2 separate regions of the Homo sapiens genome follow, and region 2 is linked to region 1. A link is an interaction called in ENCODE POLR2A ChIA-PET data of the cell type or tissue named here. Cell type or tissue: PC-3. All regions are shown on one strand. Links, peaks and the distances in the headings refer to the core of each region. The heading gives the core; the rest is flanking DNA.

Region 1 (2,927 bases), core at 300-2,799:
TACTCAACATAAAGACAATGAGGATTAAGACCTTTCTGCTGATCCACTTTCACTTAATAAACAGTAAATGTATTTTCTCTTCCTTATGATTTTCTTTCACATTTCCTTTTCTCTTGCTTACTTTTTTGTAAGAATACAATATACAATATATAGAATATACAAAATATGTGTTAATCAACCATCTGTGTTCTTGATGGTTTAAGGCTTCTGGTCAACAGTAGGCTATTAGTAATTAAGTTTTGAAGGAGACAAAAATTATGCTTGGATTTCTCACTGCATGGGGGATCTGCATTCCTAACCCCCACATTGTGCAAGGGTCAATTATCTATATATAGTTATATAAATACATAAGTATATATAGTTATATGTGTGTTAAGTGGTATCCCATAGAAGGATAAGGAGACTCGAGCAGAGAAAAAAAAAATTGAAACAAGGCTTCCTTAAATATACCTTGCTTAGTAGATTCAACTACATAATTATAAAGCACGATTAAATAGGACAAGCAATTCAATTAAATACAGTGAAAGAAATTAAAAGCTGTATGGGGTTTTAGCAATGTAAATAGAAAATATGTAAACTAGCAGAAAAAAATTGCAATAAGGAATAAATATGTTCTATGAAGTTAGGGTATGGAACACCAACAGCCATTTTTAATAGGAAATTGTTGAATAGGGGGAGTTCTGTGGGGGCCTGTGGACTTTGGCACATTGAGAAGAGTAAGGACTAAATTTCTATTAACTAATGTCTGTATGTTGCACAGACTTGTCACATCTTTGATAGACAACAACCTGACCTGGATTCAAATATTATCACCTAATTTCAGATATTCACAAGCTTTAACAAAATTTTATATTCAACATTTTCTCACCTTATGCTCCCTTTTTAAAATTCCCTTTAAAATTACACAAAGATATTTTGTTTGATAAGATGACTTTAATTTTTAAACTACTAGGATATAAACCTTTGTGTTTTCATAATACAAGGTCATTGTTTGGCTCTTTTATTTTTCTTTGGGTTTTAAGTGCTCTGCATCTACAACCAAGTTAAGTGTCATTTTACCTGTCAACATTCTAATTATTCTACAATAAGTTTACAGAATAACTGGTAAACATTAAAGATGTGAAGTTAGTAAAATATCTTTATGCAGCTGAACGCGGTGGCTCATGCCTGTAGTCCTAGCACTTTGGGAGGCTGAGGCAGACAGATCGCTTGAGGTCAGGAGTTCAAGACCAGTCTGGCCAACATGGTGAAACCCCGTCTCTACTAATAGAAAAATTAGCCAGGTATGGTGGTGCCTGTCTGTAATCCTGGCTACTCCAGAAGCTGAGGAAGGAAAATCACCTGAACCCAGGAGATGGAGGTTACAGTGAGCCAAAATCATGCTGCAGCACTCCAGCCTGGGCGACAGAGCGAGACTCTTGTCTCAAAACAAACAAACAAAAAACCTTTAGGCTTTCCTCTGTTCCTTCCTCGCCTCTATACTTGCATTTGTTTAGTCATTCAGCAAATATTTATTGAATTCCTGCTACATGCAGGCTCTGGGTGTGCAATGGTGACACATGCAGGCTCTGGGTGTGCAGTGGTGACACATGCAAGCTCTGGGTGTGCAGTGGTGAGCAAACCTTGGTGCCATGAAACGAAGTGTGAATCATAGGAATAGAAATGGCAAGGAGGAAACAAAGACAGAAAGTATATATGCAGAAGGTCTCAGCAGGTTTTCATTTTATTTTAACCAGTTATTCTTCGGCCCATAGTAATACTCCATTGTGTTAAAAAGAAAGATGAACTCTCAAATTCACTGTGTCCTCAAATTCACTTAGTAGGCAAAGAAAAAGAGGCCTTGAAGGAAGAGGGCCAGAGAGAGAAAAGGGTAGTGATGAGAGAGAAATAAAACCACCTGTAGTATCTGATAGCATAAATTTTCCTGTCCCATCCCATCAATATCTGTTAAAATTCCCATATCTTTGTAGGGCTTATTTCAAAAGCCCATATAATCCTTGAAGTCTTTTCTGATCCTCCAAACTTGATGTAATTTCTCTGAACTCGATGTAATTTGTTTCTCCCTTTAAACAGCCAAACTCTATTATTCGTCTTTTGGTACTTAGGTTTCTCCGCTTATCTTCTGTTAAATCTGTTTGTATAATGCCCTTCAATAATTCCTTTAGTAGAGAAACTGTCTCTTATTCACGCTAGTGTCTTCTACATAACATGAGCTTAATAAATGTTGATTTGATTGAACCTTAAAAAGTTATAATTCATCTGCCTATAAGCAAGTTACTCAAATCAAACTGACTTGTTTACCACCTATTGTCATCACACAGCTTGGAATGTAAACGTCCTCATTTCAAAACTGTGTACACTCACACACATATATACATGTATGGTCACATATATTTATAAAATTATATATTTGTATTTATTTAGTGAAATGTTTCAGTCTATATGCTATTCTATTGCATTTCCTAAGGGATCTCTTTAAATTTGAAAGGTTACTTCTTCAGCACTTCCAAACTGATCTCTTTTAAATAAATAAAATCATTTTCCAGGTTACTGAGCTATTTTTCATCTTCAATTCGTAACCTTTTATATGAAAGTAAAAGTTATGATAAAAATTCTTTGTTCATTTGAAACCTCATAGGATATAACCCCCCAACACTGTGTGAGGTCTACAAAAGAGTATTTGTGATTGAAAGATCAAATCAAAAGGAGACAACAAAGGTAAAAGTAACATTTACGCAATTTTGTTTACTTAGCAAAGTGAACAATGTTACAAAATCTGTCATGTCATTCAGGAATTGAGCATAATGCAATAATGACGTTTTGTAGTCATCTCCGGGGAAGGCTTCTTTCCAAATTTTCTGAAAATAAAATGCCTATGAATTAATTTAACACAGACCCAAAAGAAAGTAGCAGGTTACAATGTAGGT
Region 2 (2,927 bases), core at 102-2,601, 140 kb before region 1:
GGTGGATCACAAGGTCAGGAGATCGAGATCATCCTGGCTAACACGGTGAAACCCCATCTCTACTAAAAATACAAAAAATTAGCCGGGCGTGGTGGCAGGCGCCTGTAGTCCCAGCTACTCGGGAGGCTGAGGCTGCAGTGAGCCGAGATCGCGCCACTGCACTCCAGCCTGGGTGACAGAGCGAGACTCCATCTTGGAAAAATAAAATAAAATAAAATAAAAACTTGTAAGTACTAAAAGACTCAACCCAAGGTAGAACACACAACGGTGAAATTCTGATTTAGAGTTACGGCTATTTAGTGGTATAAATGAAAAATTAGAAAGAATGAAAGTGAAAGGAGGGTCTTTAAATTTGCGATATTATGAAGAATGCTAAAATCTCTGAAAATTTGGGATTACCAGATAGTTTACATATGGACATTCTTAAAAGACAATTATCCCAAACATTTCCCAATGAAATCTCTACATTAATTATTTTCTCACTGCCAGACAATTCCCCAAATCCTAGTGATTAAAATAAAGCAGAGAAATAACCACAAATTATTCCAGCAAAATGACTTCATTAACTGAGGAGGAAAATTTTGTAATCAATGAGTTTCCTGAACTGTGTAGGCCAACTATTCACTGAAGTTAAAAAAAAAGAGTAAAGAATAATAAAAGAAGTGAGGCAACATTGCTTGTGGTATAAACGTCAATAATCAGGAAAAATCACAATACCTTCTATTCATCCCACACAATCTATTTGTTTTAACAAGCTTCAAGTGGACTTAATAGTTTTACCAGTTATACAAATAGGAAATAAAACAGTAACAGAACCCAGGAATTAGAAGGATGAAGTAGACACAGATGAGGGGAGGAAAGGCTCCTAAAAATCAGGAGAAATTGAAGATACACTTTGCTCATAAACTAATGTTTTATTTCAAAACCATAAATGAAATTTCTAAGCACACTGTTGTTTAGGAATTTTGCAGAATGGATTTGTGATATCTGAATTATAACTACATATAACCCCCAAAACCCTTCATAAAATGAATAACTTAAAGAGTGAAAAACTGCTTGAAAAGGCTAGCTTATGTTTGTCCATGCAGGTTTTCTGTAGCTTGTGATATATATGGCACAACATTTAGTAATATCCATCACACAGTTATGTGTGAAATTAGTCATGGAAGGAGGGTCGCATGGAAGGGCTGGATTCGAATTACTGATTGCTTTGTAAATATGGCTGATCATCCTCACTCTGTTTGAGGGACTGTGTTAGGCTGGCATAGATTACAAAGAAGGCATAATGCATCCTCCCTGCTCTCTTGAAGCTTGCAATCAGTTGAGTAAGTAAACCATGGAAAGAAGTGAGTACAAGACACGACATTATGGGCTCAGTACCAAAGAGAGGGGACACACAGACACTAAGTACAACAGCAGCTCATAAAGAAAATCATTTACATCTGGGATGAGTCAAAAAACTTTTTGGAAAAAGAGGCCTTTTAACTAGTTTTGTAAAATATACTGAATGTCAATGAAAGCATTTGTAGGTAAAGAACTATAGTGAGAATAGGCTGAAGATCAAAAAAACCGTAAAATATGTCAGAGGAAATGATGAATAGAGCTAGCTGGGGCAGAGGTGGCTGGGGCTGTCATTATGGTTAAATGACAAATGGCATGCAAAGAAATTATACAGCCTCAGAGGCTGAAGATTCCATTTTCTCTCCTAGGGTAGGTGAGGAGGCTAAAAGAGGCACAAAAATAGATGCTTGTGGACAAGGGCCAGCATGAAACTAAGAGAGACCCTACATGACACCGTTGATGTTCTCAGCAAATTGGGAGCTAAGGTGATCTGGAGAAAGAGGAGACAAAAGGAGAGAGAAGGAGGTGGGAATAGAGTGGTGACAGCTGCATAGCTACTGTAGGTTTGGAAAATAATGCTGCTAAGAGACATGTAAAAGGATGGCAGATAGCTATTGGGGGAGGGGAGTCAGCTGAGGTTGGAGATAATAACTCTGTGGCCATGCTGGCCTATATCATTGTGTCACCTTCTCCATAGCACTCAGCAGCCTGGTTATAGATGTGTAGAAGGCATAAGGTTGGATTGCTGCAGAAAGGTACTAAAGGACTGGGAGAAAAAGAAGGAGTTCAAGATATTGAAGGTTTCAATGGTGTTAAAAAAAAAACAATGACCGTGAAATTAAAGGCTTGAGAAAACTTGGGTACCAGGATTTTGTTGTCAGTGACTGACTAGTCTAATAGAGTAAGATAGAGGGGATGCAGTTCCAGGTGGTGACCAAGTGTGAATCCAAATTATATGAGTGTGAAATTAAATTATATGTGTGGTATCAATGAATAATTTCTAATTAAAATAAAAATTTGTAAGTGCTAAAAGACTCAACCCAAGGTAGAACACACAATGGTGAAATTCTGATTTAGAGTTATGGCTATTCAGTGGTATAAATGAAAAATTAAAAAGAGTGAAAGTGAAAGGAGGGTCTTTCAATTCGTGATATGATGAAGAATGCTAAAAATCCTTTAGTACCTTTCTGCAGCAATCCAACCTCATGCCTTCTACACATGTATAACCAGGCTGCTGAATGCTGTGGAGAAGGTGACACAGTGATACAGGTGAGGTTGTGTAAATGGAGTGACAGTAGATTAGGGGATTTTCAGGCTGGGATACTGGATAGACTGTGCCCTTGGAAGTTTAAATCCTAACTATGTGTGGCACATACAAAGACAGAACGGTGGACTAGGAAACATACTCACATCTACAGTGAAGGTGGAAGAGTGATTATGAGGTCCTCTGATAATAGATGTGAAAACAGGTAGAAAATACCATAGCTTTATGAGTGTGACAGGGAAAGGTTATGGTCTGAAAGTAGCAGGAAAGAACTAAAAGAATGCAATGTCACCTTCTGATTTGGTGCTACATTGAAGTAAAA

Evidence for each region. ChIA-PET counts read pairs that join two places held together with the same protein. Peaks named below come from ENCODE experiments on the same cell type or tissue, not always from the same donor. Only the 100,000 strongest peaks of a DNase experiment are listed, where the experiment ranks them.
Region 2: POLR2A ChIA-PET joins it to region 1 with 5 read pairs; 2 of 35 experiments call an interaction of 5 or more read pairs at or near these places.

What each region holds. Positions count from the first base shown.
Region 1 is chr12:22,019,815-22,022,741 of GRCh38, forward strand. No RefSeq gene overlaps it. Among named protein-coding and RNA genes, the nearest start is that of CMAS, 25 kb to the right of the region's middle. In PC-3, for the core only: no CTCF peak of the experiment used is centred there; a DNase peak (open chromatin) is centred at 1,557; H3K27ac peaks cover 751 bases.
Region 2 is chr12:21,875,857-21,878,783 of GRCh38, forward strand. The region is part of intron 16 of ABCC9 (ATP binding cassette subfamily C member 9); the gene reads right to left. Among named protein-coding and RNA genes, the nearest start is that of ABCC9, 64 kb to the right of the region's middle. In PC-3, for the core only: no CTCF peak of the experiment used is centred there; no DNase peak of the experiment used is centred there.